Linked DNA regions of Homo sapiens: regions 2 and 3 are each linked to region 1. Evidence: chromatin contacts called from ENCODE Hi-C data. All regions are on one chromosome and are shown on one strand. Each heading gives the region's core, a stretch centred on a gene start or an enhancer-like site at or near the end of the contact. The rest is flanking DNA. Distances are from core to core; before and after follow the strand shown.

Evidence for each region. Hi-C counts contacts between places; a loop is a spot of excess contacts on that map. Pooled maps may share reads with other maps.
Region 2: a pooled map shows a loop between it and region 1 (6-fold over the local background). The contact joins the promoter of POLR3F here to the enhancer-like site in region 1. A Hi-C loop is called at or near these places in 3 of 50 pooled maps.
Region 3: a map of heart right ventricle shows a loop between it and region 1 (6-fold over the local background). The contact joins the promoter of DTD1 here to the enhancer-like site in region 1. A Hi-C loop is called at or near these places in 2 of 168 maps with a recorded cell type or tissue (chondrocyte and heart right ventricle), 1 of 37 single-sample maps with no recorded cell type and 7 of 50 pooled maps.

Annotation. Positions count from the first base shown.
Region 1 is chr20:19,659,620-19,663,705 of GRCh38, forward strand. The region is part of intron 7 of SLC24A3 (solute carrier family 24 member 3); the gene reads left to right. Among named protein-coding and RNA genes, the nearest start is that of RIN2, 97 kb to the right of the region's middle. Within about 2 kb of position 2,257, at least 4 of the 41 ENCODE cell types and tissues checked have a DNase peak (open chromatin) inside an H3K27ac peak, as active enhancers do.
Region 2 is chr20:18,465,229-18,469,314 of GRCh38, forward strand. POLR3F (RNA polymerase III subunit F) reads left to right here and starts at 2,162. Exons shown (of 9, transcript NM_006466.4): 1 at 2,162-2,340; 2 at 3,716-3,833. The coding sequence starts at 2,279. It overlaps DZANK1 (double zinc ribbon and ankyrin repeat domains 1), which reads right to left and starts at 1,802. Exons shown (of 21, transcript NM_001367614.1): 1 at 1,768-1,802; 2 at 22-149. The coding sequence starts at 130. RefSeq lists enhancers at 1,682-2,300, 1,923-2,242.
Region 3 is chr20:18,585,952-18,590,037 of GRCh38, forward strand. It overlaps DTD1 (D-aminoacyl-tRNA deacylase 1), which reads left to right and starts at 2,103. Exons shown (of 6, transcript NM_080820.6): 1 at 2,103-2,164. The coding sequence starts at 2,122. It overlaps LOC124904878 (a long non-coding RNA gene), which reads right to left and starts at 1,514. Exons shown (of 3, transcript XR_007067547.1): 1 at 1,474-1,514. RefSeq lists a silencer at 1,930-2,469 and enhancers at 2,240-2,739, 2,580-2,639.

The DNA of each region.
Region 1 (4,086 bases), core at 1,007-3,506:
GTGAGTCCCACGTTAGAGATGGCATCACCAGGGCTCTGGTGGTTAAATGATTCACCCAAGGTCAGGGACCGGTAATACCTCGAGTTTGCCAGAGCAGGTGTCTGACATGGTGCAGCTCTACTGCCCCAATATAGAATTTGGACTTTCCCTCCAATAAAATCCTCCTCTTACAGTCTTTAAAATCATCCTACCCCACCGCCCACTCCCCCTGTTAGAGACGAGGGTTACCTTCACTTACTTTGTGGTCTAGTTTTTAGGCAGAAGGGAACAGCTCCAGCCACCCCCTGCTAGAATTTTTTCATTAAAATAACTAATCTGAAATAATCTGGAAATGATTGTATCTTGCCCTTTCTGTGATAGAGAAGAAATCTCAGAGGTCATGTGGAAGTCTGTCCATCACCGGCAGCTGGCTGACCTCCAAGGCCCTGCCCCTCTGACCCATCACCCTCCCCTCCTGCACCCATTTTTCATGGGAATTAACCTCTTCTCTCTCCAATTTAGAAACTTGGGGTTCTTATTTTTTTATTTCAATGGCTTTTGAGGTACGTGTGGTTTTTGGTTACATGGATGAATTATATAGTGGTGAAGTCTGAAATTTTAGCATTCCCTTCACCGGAGTAGTGTACATTATACCCAATATGTAGTTTTTGTATCCCTTGCCCCTCCTCCCACCCCCCCACCTTCTAAGTCTCCAAAGTCCATGCCACCACGCTGTATGCCTTTGCATACACATAGCTTAGCTCCCACTTATAAGTGAGAACATACGGTATTTGATTTTCCATTCCTGGGTTACTTCACTTAGAATAATGGCCTCCAGGTCCATCCAAGTTGCTGCAAAAGATATTGTTTCGTTTCTTTTCGTGGCTCAGTAGTATTCCATGGTGTATATAAACCATATTTTCCTTATCCACTCGTTAGCTGATGAATACTCAGGTTAGTTTCATATCTTTGCAACTGTGAATTGTGCTGTGATAAACATACTCACGCAGGTGTCTTTTTGATAGAATGATTTCTTTTCTTCGGGGTAGATACCCAGTAGTGGGATTGCTGGATTGAAGGGTAGATCTACTTTCAGTTCTTTAAGACATTCTCATACTGGAAAACTTGAGGTCCTTCAGCTCGTTGTGCCCTCATTACATTTCAGCCCTCAGGTCTTTCAGCTCATTTTGCCCTCATTACATTTCAGCTCTCTTTCTGGCAAAGTCGGAATAACTATGGTAGCAAGAAGATCCTCACCGAGAATGACTTTGACAGAATTTTAAGATCCTTAAACAAATCGACTATGGTCTTACAAAGGTCGCCTGTTTTGTAATCCCTGCTGTCAACAGGAGGAAGGAAAGTCCTGCTTTAATGACACTGGGTAAACTAGGAGGCCGGTTACACTCTCATTTGCTGCTTGGACAGGGAAGTGCATCCGCTGGCCTGGAGACCCCAGAGAGGAGCCTTTCATCTCTAACAAGGAAAACAACGTGGAAACTGTAGCTATGTGCTTGATTTTGGTTTTCCCTGCCCAGCAAACATAGTCCTTTCAGTTTAACAACCCCCATCTCCTATATCCTCAGTACTTGCCCTTTTTTCTTTCCTGTAGCCTGCCTTCATATATTTATACAACATGATCAGCTCGGCTAAAGCCCTGCCCGTAGGTCATTTTTTCCCTGCCCTTCTGCAACCACAACCTTCATCAATCAAGCCTATAAGACATCCTGAAGTAGGAATTTCTGCTTAACTTTGAAATATAAGTGATACTGGTGCCTAACAGCCAGCTTCCCAGTGTATTCCACTGGATCCCTCTCCTCAGATGAAATCACCATGGCCTTAGCTAAGCCGTCTGCACCCCCACCCAAGAGCTGAAGAAGTGAGAACTACACCCACTCAAGGGAGTTCCCGTGATATTGAGTGGGAAAAGTCTACGGGGGGCTGTTTTCTTTGCAGCAAGGAAGGAAAGAGTTTCAGGTTTCAGTCTCTTGAAAGAAAACGATGATGTTGATTTTCTCCCATTATTTTCACTGCTTAAAATTCTCATGGTGCCAGTGATTACAATACATGCTATGAAGTCTTAGCTTCAGCAATGCAGCCTCTCCTGCTTCATGGTGACAATTTACAGTAAGCAAACCCAGGGGCTGACATGGCGATGTTGAGACAGCCACCTGCCTCCCAGCTCAGCCAGCCTCTTCTCTCCCGCGTATACTAGGGGCTCCTGGCTCTTCCTCCCCTGCTCCTCCATGTTGAGCACTCCATTCCCTTGGCAGCTCTCTGGGTTGTTCTGATATCCAGGGATTCGCCGGCCTGATGTAAGCCCGTCTTGCTTGGAAGAATTCTGGAGCAGACACCAGGAATGAAAAGCCGGTTTCCATGGTACCCAGCCGTTTCTCTGAAGCCTGGAGGAAATGAGTGCTTTTTTCAAATTCATTCCTGTTGAACATTTAGCTCAGCAGCAGAACACGTGGAAACCTCAGGGCGAAGCCAAGGGTATCTTTGGATGAACCACATGTGGGTCAGAGGGCAGAGGCCCCCTGACCAGCTGGTGCTCAGCAGATCTGAGATCCAGCTATCAGTATCACCCTTGGTGGTCTCTGGGCTATCGCAGAGCCTGGCCCCCAAACAGAACCAACAGGGCACAGAGAGAAGAACGCTTACCCAAGGGTTGCTTTCACAAATCTGATGGGGAAGAAGCTGAGTCAGTTCCAAAGCCCACAACAGGAGGTCCGTCAAGTGCAACTCATCGTTGAGGACAGAGTGTTGACCCCAGGACAGAGCACCAGGCAGGACCTGCCCCTGGAACACCACCTTGCCTCAAGACAGCAGCGGCTAAAGCCGCCTTCAGTAGGCTGCCTGCCTTGAGGTGATTCCCTTCCTTCCAGGAGATTTAATAGAACTGCGAAAATGGACTTGAACTGACTTCATTTCAACTTCACTACCTTGGCAGGCTGGACATGGAGGGAGGACTGGAACGTGAGCACCACTTAGTGGTCATTTGCAGGAACTGCGGGTGCAACTTGTTCTAGTCTAGAAAGAAATGATTTCAAGTTTTCTTCTACACTAGTAATACTTATCTAAGGGATGGGGGATGTTGCTTTGATTTCTTTTACTCTCAGCTAGTAGAGCATAAACTACAGAGGGATACGCAACACGTGTCTTAAATGTATTGAATAACATGAAATCTTTAAGGAATAACAAATTCATTTCCTAACCTTCAGCAAACTCAAGTGAAAGGAACCTCATCCTTGCCGTTTGTAGAGTTTTCTGAGGGAGCGATTCAAATGCTCCATCAAGATGGTCCAGCAAGGTACCCTCCCGATGGAACGTTCTGCAAACAGCGCCAGTCCTAATTTCCAGTCTTCGGAAGAGGCGATGACCAGCTGCTTGTTCTCCAAATAACAGCACTGAATGTTCACAGGCAGTTGATAGCTCATCTCCACCTTCTTTCTCATGATGAGGAAGCCCTGCTTCTGTTTAGAGTTTTTTTAGAGACAGGGTCTTGCTGTCTCCCCAAGGCTGGAATGCAGTGGCCAGATCATAGCTCACTGCAGCCTCAAACTCATGGCTCAAGTGATTCTCCCACCTTGATCTCCCAAGGTGCTAGGATTGCAGGCATGAGCCACTGTGCCAAGCCAATTTAGATTTTCTCAGAGTCCTGATTTCTAGTCCCTTTTGTTCATTTCATTGTTCTTTTCTGAGTCCTCTCATTCCTCCACACAGTCCTCTCAAAGGAGAAGGATAAACCCGAATGATATTTGCCATCAGCCACAGGGTAGAGAAGCCCTGACTTTGTGGAGGCCTCCTCCTCCACCTCCTCCTCCTCCTCCTCCTCCTCCGCCTTCTCATCCTCCTCCACTTCCTCCTCCTCCTCCTCCTCCGCCTTCTCATCCTCCTCCTCTTCATCTACCCTTATGCATTCTGAGTGATGGGGCATCTTCACACAAGGCAGAGATCAAAGGGGAAACTATATCAGTTATTTGCATGTTTCCGGATCTCCTCCATTAGTTAGTACTTGTAGTGAGATCACCTGCATTTCTCTTTCCCTGTCTGCCTCCCTGAACCATATCCCCAACCACAGCTCCCCAAGCCACAACCATCCTCTTGACT
Region 2 (4,086 bases), core at 912-3,411, 1.2 Mb before region 1:
TCAAACATATGTGATTCTTACCTGATTTCATTTCCAAAAGCGTATTGTTATCAATTTCATGGTTAGCTTTTCCAGGCTGAGGCACTCGTAATGGTATGATCTGAGGGACACACACTGAACCAGCAGTCATTTTCTCTCTCTCTCTCTCTCTCTATATATATATACATATAAATTCCAATGTACACAAAAGCTGAAGAGCAGCACTTAATTTAAATGCAGCAAAACTAGTTAAAACGAGAGAATACTGTTAACATGGCACTACAAATATTATTCCCTTTTTAATTGAAATAATAATTACATTTCATCTGTATTTGCTGTTGAGGTCTTGTGTGGGGTTTTGATTATCTAAATACCTCACTTCTGCGAAAGGAGCATGAATGAATGAGATGGGGAAAAGAAAGAAGTTACTTTAAAAGGACAAATTAAATGAGTAAGGCAAAACAGAGACTATCACTAACGCTCTGACTTGAGTTCCCTGTAAATCATTATCGCCTTTTCCTGCCTCTGGTGTGTGTCAGCTCTCTTGGCTTCAGGGCAAGTCATCATACAAGGGGAACAGAAGTAATTCTGTGTGTACCACAAAATGTTAGTTAGAGCTAACTTTTTTGGGAAAGCTCCGGGTTCACAGCCTTGCCATTATCACCAGAGCAGTTCTAGTATTTGAAAGCTGCAAAGACACTTTAGAAGGACTGCAGAGTACTACTTCTCAGTGGAAAGGAAGTTTGCAAGAATATAAACAGTGACCAATAAACACAAGCCTCCCGTTTCATCTACTGTATTTATAAATCCTGGTATTAATAATTAACTACCAGTATGAAAGCCTTACTGGTCTTTTTGGAGGTGAGGGTGGGGAGGAAGGTTGTCATAATTAATGCACAGAAGGTTTCAGGGGGAAAAAACGCTCACCTTAACACAACAACCATTTACATCTCTGTATTGCCTTTTCAAATTTCATTAATAATCCATAGATTTTGCCCAATTATAATCTACATATTCATTCCATTTTTATAGTCTACTTCTTGCATTCTCACTGTATTATTTAGTTTTCCCTGTACTTATTTATCCATTTGTGGCTGGGCATTTAGGCTATTTCTAGTTTCTTTTTAGTTTTGCCTGTTGCAGTTCTAATAATGCTGATCTGAACATGTCTGCAGTTTGAGCTTTGTCACAGACTGTATTCTCAAAAATGGGGTACCTAAATTTAAGGGGTGAACTTAATGCCTTGTTGGATAGTTCCGGATCTAGGGCCAAGAATATAAACTACAGATACTGACAGCACAACAATAGCTCCTACGGGAGTGTGGCTGGACTTGAGACTTGCCCATAGTCGCATTTCCATTTAAGTGAAAGGCAGATAAAATAAAAGTAGTTGAAAAATTCTAAATAAAAAATATGTAGGAGAGGAAGTAATTCGCGAGCGTCAACTAGCAGCTGCCCTTAGGAAGCTGGGGTGGCCAGTGGGCCCCACGCAAAGGGAATCAAGAAAAAAGGCGGATCCGCCAGGCCCAAATGGCAACGTGCAGTCAACAGGATCCCCAGACCCCTCAACTCTCCCAACGTGGACCGCCCCCTCGCAGCCCGGATCCGGAATCCCGTTTGGTTGTTCCCGCCCATCAGGGGCTGCCAAGGACACCTGCATCCTTTCGGCTGGAGTAAGGGAAGCTCTTCCCCTCCTCTAGCCGCCCTCCTCTTCCTCTAACCGCGGGGCCCGGGATCGGGACCCCTAATGCATCTCTGCCGCGCCCAACCCAGTCGCCAGCCTCTCACCGCCTCTTGCCTCCTCCTTCGCCGCCGCCCGGGTTACCACAGACGCGGCGAGCCGCGCCCCGCCCACTGGGTGCTGGGCAGATGATTGGTGGAGACTCAGCTTCTTAGCAACTAGACCGGCCCCTGCCGCTCCGCAGGGAGCCTGGTACCCGCCTGGAGTTCCTTTCCCAGTGCTTTCCCATAGGCATCTAAGAATATTCCTTCACAGAGTTGCCAAGTGCTAAAAGTTGGTTTCCCAACTCAGAATGAAGGAACCAGGCTTGTGCGTCCGATGGGCATTGACATTCTGGAAAACAAGAATAAGAAGCTGTAGCGGCGCCTGTAAGTGGGCCGGAGCAGGCGCAGCTTGGCCACCTCCCGCCGAAAGGCAAGGAAGGACCGGCTGCGACACGAGGAAGAAGGCCCCTCGGCCTCAGCAGAGCGCTATCCTCCACTGGTTCCCCGGGTTCCCCGGCTTGCTACCGGGCTGCTCCGTGCATCTTTCCCCCCAGGCGTCAGGAACTGCGCCCTCATGGCGGAGGTGAAGGTGAAGGTGCAGCCGCCTGACGCGGATCCGGTCGAAATAGAAAACAGGTAAACCAGTGAGGCTCCGGCTTGGCACTCCATCAGGCGCCCAGTCATTTGGGCAGCTGGACCCCTTCTCCGGGATCCCTTGGGAGTGGCCGGAGCGGGTTAGGTGAGCACGCGGGAAAAACGATTGCGGGGTTCTGGACCCACTTGTTCCTTCCCATCCTGGGAGAGCAGAACTCAAGAAGTTCAAAATGGGTTTGACAGCTTGCAACTTTGTGTAGCTGGCTGGCTTTGCCCTGATACTTTTGGGGAAGTTGTGATGACGTGCTGCCTTCCTACTTTGACGCGATCAGTGCTTTGAGAGGAGCCCTCGGCTTTCTTTCCCTGTAGAACACTTGTGAATACATGTTCTGATCCAGGATCGCTCTTGTCACTAAGGGAACGTCTATGACAAAACGTTTAGGCGGAGTTAGGGCGCAGTTGGTGATTACGAAGTAACATTAAGCCAGGTGGTTTCAGTGCAGTATTGAACTCAAGACTTTTAGGACACCCAAAGCCTCTGCCACTTTTATTTTTATTTGTTTGTTTGTGAGACAGAGTCTCGCTCTGTCGCCAGGCTGGAGTGCAGTGGCGCGATCTCGGTTCACTGCAATCTCCGCCTCCCGGGTTCAAGCGATTCCCCTGCCTTAGCCTCCCGAGTAGCTGGGACTACAGGCTCGCGCCACCACGCCCAGCTAATTTTTTATGTTTTAGTAGAGACGGGGTTTCACCATGTTGTCTGGGATGGTCTCGATCTCCTGACCTCGTGATCCGCCCGCCTCGGCCTCCCAAAGTGCTGGGATTACAGGCGTGAGCCACCGCGCCCGGCCCAGTTTTATATTTTACCGAGGCACTGCCACTCTTAGATTTTCACGTAGTTTTAAAAGACTCAACTTTCTCAGACTGTTAGGAATAATACATTTGTTGATGTCGACTAGGTGAAGATTTTGACTTTTTTTGTTTGGTAGGTATAATTCCAAAAACAGGCCCCATTATGGTGAATTGTCATAACAAATTTTGGCTTCCTACCAGAAACATCTGCATTTGCCTCCTGCTTGCAGATTTATGGCTTAACTTTGTCATGCTTATTACACCCGAGAAAACTGAAGTCTCAGCTTTAATATTTTTTCTGTGATTTCATTAGACTTTTGCTCTAATTTAAAGTTCTTATTAGTGAGGAAAAGAAATATTCTTAAATAACAATAATACTGTAAACATGTATTTAGAAATCATCTTCTTCAATTTCTAACATGCTTTGATCCAAAACCATCACAGAAACCCAGATTGTCTGCCAAATGTGAAAAAGGCACAGTTTCAAACTATTCTACTTGTATTTTTACCCCCACTGTCTCTTGAAACAGGTAACCATGAAGGATAACATTAATACCTTTGTTTCTAGGATTATAGAATTATGTCACCAGTTCCCTCATGGAATCACAGACCAAGTAATTCAGAATGAAATGCCTCATATAGAAGCCCAGCAGCGGGCAGTAGCCATCAATAGGTTGTTGTCTATGGTAAGGTGAATCTAACTATTTTGCATAATTACTGATATGCTGATTATCACTGGTTTTTATTATGTAGTTGTGATGGTTAATTTCATGTCAACTTGACTAAGATACAGGATTCCTACATATCTAGTTAAATATTTTATTGGAGTGTCTGTGTGGGTGTTTCTGAAAGAGGTTAGCATTTTGAATTGGTGAACGGAGTAAAGTAGATATGGGTCCAGTTGGGTGAGCATCATCCAATCCATTCAGGGCCTAAATA
Region 3 (4,086 bases), core at 853-3,352, 1.1 Mb before region 1:
GGAGTTTTCCAGGGGCTCCGTGACATATAGTGACTTCATTGCTCTGATATTCATATGTAGGGGATTTATTATTGCTATTTTTAAATGCATTGATAAATCCATGTTAACTATTTCTCTTAGTTAAAAACAGTAAACATTTTTAGATATAATCCACCTAAACAAAAGCTATACTTTGTGCCCAATAATTTTTAAGAATGTAAAGGGATCCTGTGATCAAAATATTGAGACCTGCTGATTTTTCAAAAACTCAAATTTTACCAGTTGTTCCAATAATAAGCTTTTCCTTTTCTTGATTTTTCTGGCCAGGATACCACCCAGGTTAATTTAGTTTTCCTGTCTTTTTTTTTTTTTTTTTTTTTTTTGAGACAGAGTCTTGCTTTGTCACCCAGGCTGGAGTGCAGTGGCACGATATCGGCTCACCGTAACCTCCGCCTCCCGGGTTCAAGCAATTTTCTTGCCTCAGCCTCCCGAGTAGCTGGGATTACAGGCATGCGCTGCCATGCCTGGCTAATTTTTGTATTTTTAGTAGAGACGGGGTTTCACCATGTTGGCCAGGCAGGCCTCGAACTCCTGACCTCCAATGATCCGCCCACCTTGACCTCCCAAAGTGCTGGGATTACAGGTAGTTTTCCTGTCTTTTAAAAAGTCCACGGCTGGGCGCAGTGGCTCATGCCTGTAATCCCAGCACTTTGGGAGGCCAAAGCGGGCAGATCACCTGAGGTCGGGAGTTCGAGACCAGCCTGACCAACATGGAGAAATCTCATCTTTAATAAAAATACAAAATTAGCCGGGCGTGGCGGCGCATGCTTGTAATCCCAGCTACTCAGGAGGTTGAGGCAGAAGAATTGCTTGAACCCAGGAGGCAGAAGTTGTGGATAGCCAAGATCACACCATTGCACTTCAGCCTGGGCCACAAGAGCAAAACTGCATCTCAAAAAAAAAAAAAAAAAAAATCCTCCTTAATTCTCGGAATCCTACCTGGTTATTTTGTAGAATGTTCCTCAATTTATTTTTGTCCTATGTTTCATCATGATTGGATTCAGGTTATACATTATTTGGCAGAAATACCACAAGATTGATGTTGTGTCCTTCCCAGTGCAATATCAGGAGGCACATGATGTCTTGTTACTGGTTATGTTAACTTTGACAACGTTATTAAGGCAATTTAGTATTCAGTATTTAACAAACAAGCACACTAGTTTGTAGTCTTTTCTGGGCAAGTGAGGGTTTCTTCTCAATTTCAGTGCCTTTTCTACGCCCACCAATGCTATTAGTCACCTTTAAGGTGAAGACTGCTGAGATGGAATTATTTTTAGCAATGATAATAATTTGTTGGGGTAATAGTTGTACAGCCCTTTGCTGCCATCTAAGCACTTTTACGTGGTTTGGTTCATTTAAATCTAACAACCCAGTGAGGGGGCCAATTAGTAGCATTTATATTACATGAGAAATTAGAATTCTAGAATCACATACCTATTTATTATCATGACATGGCTAAGTCGAATTAATAGTGAGATAGGTAAATGGCTATTTTAGGCAGCAGATCCTTTTGTATGTGGTATCTGAAAAGCCACTGAGGCAGGAAGACAAGGAAGAAGAATTTGGGAGGATCTGCGTGCAGAGGAGTGGAAGAGGAAAGAGGAATACAATTAGAAATAGGATTCAGGCTGAATTTAAAGGCTTAGTGATGACGGGTTCTTAGGTTCGGGTATGTGGGAGAAAAAAACCAGCATAGAGACTACCTTCGGGGCAGAGTGGGTTCTGGGCACTGGGTAGGGGCTGGGCCCGGGATGGGGGGATCAAAGGGCTCTGGCGGGACCCAGATGTGGATGGGGCAGGGCCGAGCGTGGGGACTGGGCTTTTCAATGACGGGCGGGGTTACGGTTGGGCAGCAGGTGGGCGTGGCAGGCATAGGCGGAGTCAATCTATGAGTGGGTGGGCCTATCGCCAGGCCGAGAGTGGGCGTGGCCGACGTGGGGTGGGTAGCAGCCGACCGAGTCGGACCGGCCAGTTGGGCGCGCTTCCGGGTGTCACCTCCAGAGGGCGCCGGCTGCGGAGCCGCCCTCAGAGTCGCGAGGCCGGACGCAGCGCGGCGCCGCCCCACTCGCCCCAGCCGCCGCCATGAAGGCCGTGGTGCAGCGCGTCACCCGGGCCAGCGTCACAGGTCAGTCGGGCGGGGCCGGGCCCGGGAGGAGCCGCCCCTGACCCCCGCGACCGGCTGTCTTGCGTGGGGGGTCTTCCTGCGCCATCCTTGGGGCCGCTGCGGCCCCTCCGCGAGCCTGGTCCCCTTCGCGAGCTCGGTCCGCGCAGCCGCGAGTCCCCAGGGCCGGCTTCGGGGCAGCGCGGCGGCCGGAGAGCCCCCTGCACGTGCCCGACCGGCCCCGGCGCGCCCCTGGCTTCCGGCTCTCGGCAGAGGGTGCAGGACCAGCGCGCCTCATTCTCAGCACCTTTGTCCTGCGTGCGGGATGGCGGAGCCTCGGAGCATCTCCGTGGTCCGCTCTTCAGGGAGTGTTGATGAACCACGCTTAGAGCATTTCCGGAGCAGGCACTCCTCCCTTTTCACTGCTGTATTTTAAATGTTCAATTTTTGCCCATTTTTACGTATTCCAATTTTTATGGGGCTTGACTCAGGATGAAATGCACAGATGCGGAGAGTTGCTCCTTGGGCTGAGCTTTGACAGTTGCGTGCACGTACGTGACTGGAGCCTAGGCTGGATGAGGGGCGCCCCCTGCCCAGGACGCCCCTCGCCCTCGCCCGCTGAACTCTGCGCGGAGGGGTCGGGATCTAAAGAATTCAAGATGAAAACATTTCTCTTTTTCTTGTGGACCAAGCTACCCGACCCCTGGTCATCACTCAGCACTTTCGTCTCGGTTGGGCATCAGAGGTCCAGATGATTAGTGTAGATAAAGTAGTCGTTTTAAGAAAACCACGGTACGAAAGATATTTTTTAAAAAACATTTAAATGACAAGCTTTATATTGTCTTTAGTCTTTTCTGTCTTTATTGGCACAACTATATTGTTTCAGTTCAAATAATTTCAGATATCCTGTCCTTGGAGCCAGTCTGCACCAAATATGCGTTCTTGTGTCCACAAAAGTATGAATTAAAAACAAAACAGGCCGGGGGCTGTGGCTCACACCTGTAATCCCAGCTCTTTGGGAGGCCAAGGCGGGCAGATCACCTGAGGCCAGGAGTTCGAGACCAGCCTGGCCAACATAGAGAAACCCTATCTCTACTACAAATACAAAAATTAGCCGGGAGCGGTGGTTGGTGCCTATAATCCCAGCTACTCGGGAGGCTGAGGTAGGAGAATCGCTTGAACCCGGGAGGCAGAGGTTGCAGTGAGCCGAGATTGTGCCAGTAACCTCCAGCCTGGGCGACAGAGCGAGACTCTGTCTCAAAAAACAACAAACAAACAAAACCCCAAAACAAAAAACAAAACAAAACAAAAACAACAAAAAACCCTAAAGAAACAACCAAACCCACCAAAACCGTATATTTAAATCTAAGAGTCTATTTTTCAACCCCGCCTAATGATTTCTAAGCTGTTCTGGTAGCTTTGGTTTTGGAAATGGTCCTGGAATAATAGGGAATAGAGTAGCACTGGGATTTAGGAATTTTAAAGCTTTTATAACATTTCTGTAGATATTTAAATTCATGAAAACTGGGAAAATTCATAGATGAAAGATGTTTTGCATTATTGAGAAGAACCTTGCAGTCTGCTGCTGTGTGTGGTCGTCACTGACAGATTTAAATTTTGATCTCTCTCCTGAACTCTCCATCCTGCTAATCTGGAATATTGAAAATGTGTATTCTGTGAGATGTGCTGAATAAGAGTTTGGGTTATTTTGGTTCACTATTTAAGTTATATGCTTTCAGTTAAAACAACCAAACCTGCATATTAAAAAAGATAAGGGTGTTAATTATGGGAAAGTGTAAATAATTCGGGAATTCTGGGTTGGGGAACTGTGGAATTCTGTTAGAAGGGCCCTCCACTTATGCAGGCCTTCTAGTTGCATTGTAATGGAAAGGGATTTTCTGATTCCTTTAAAATGTGGCTGGTTTCACTGAAATGTGGCTGTGTTT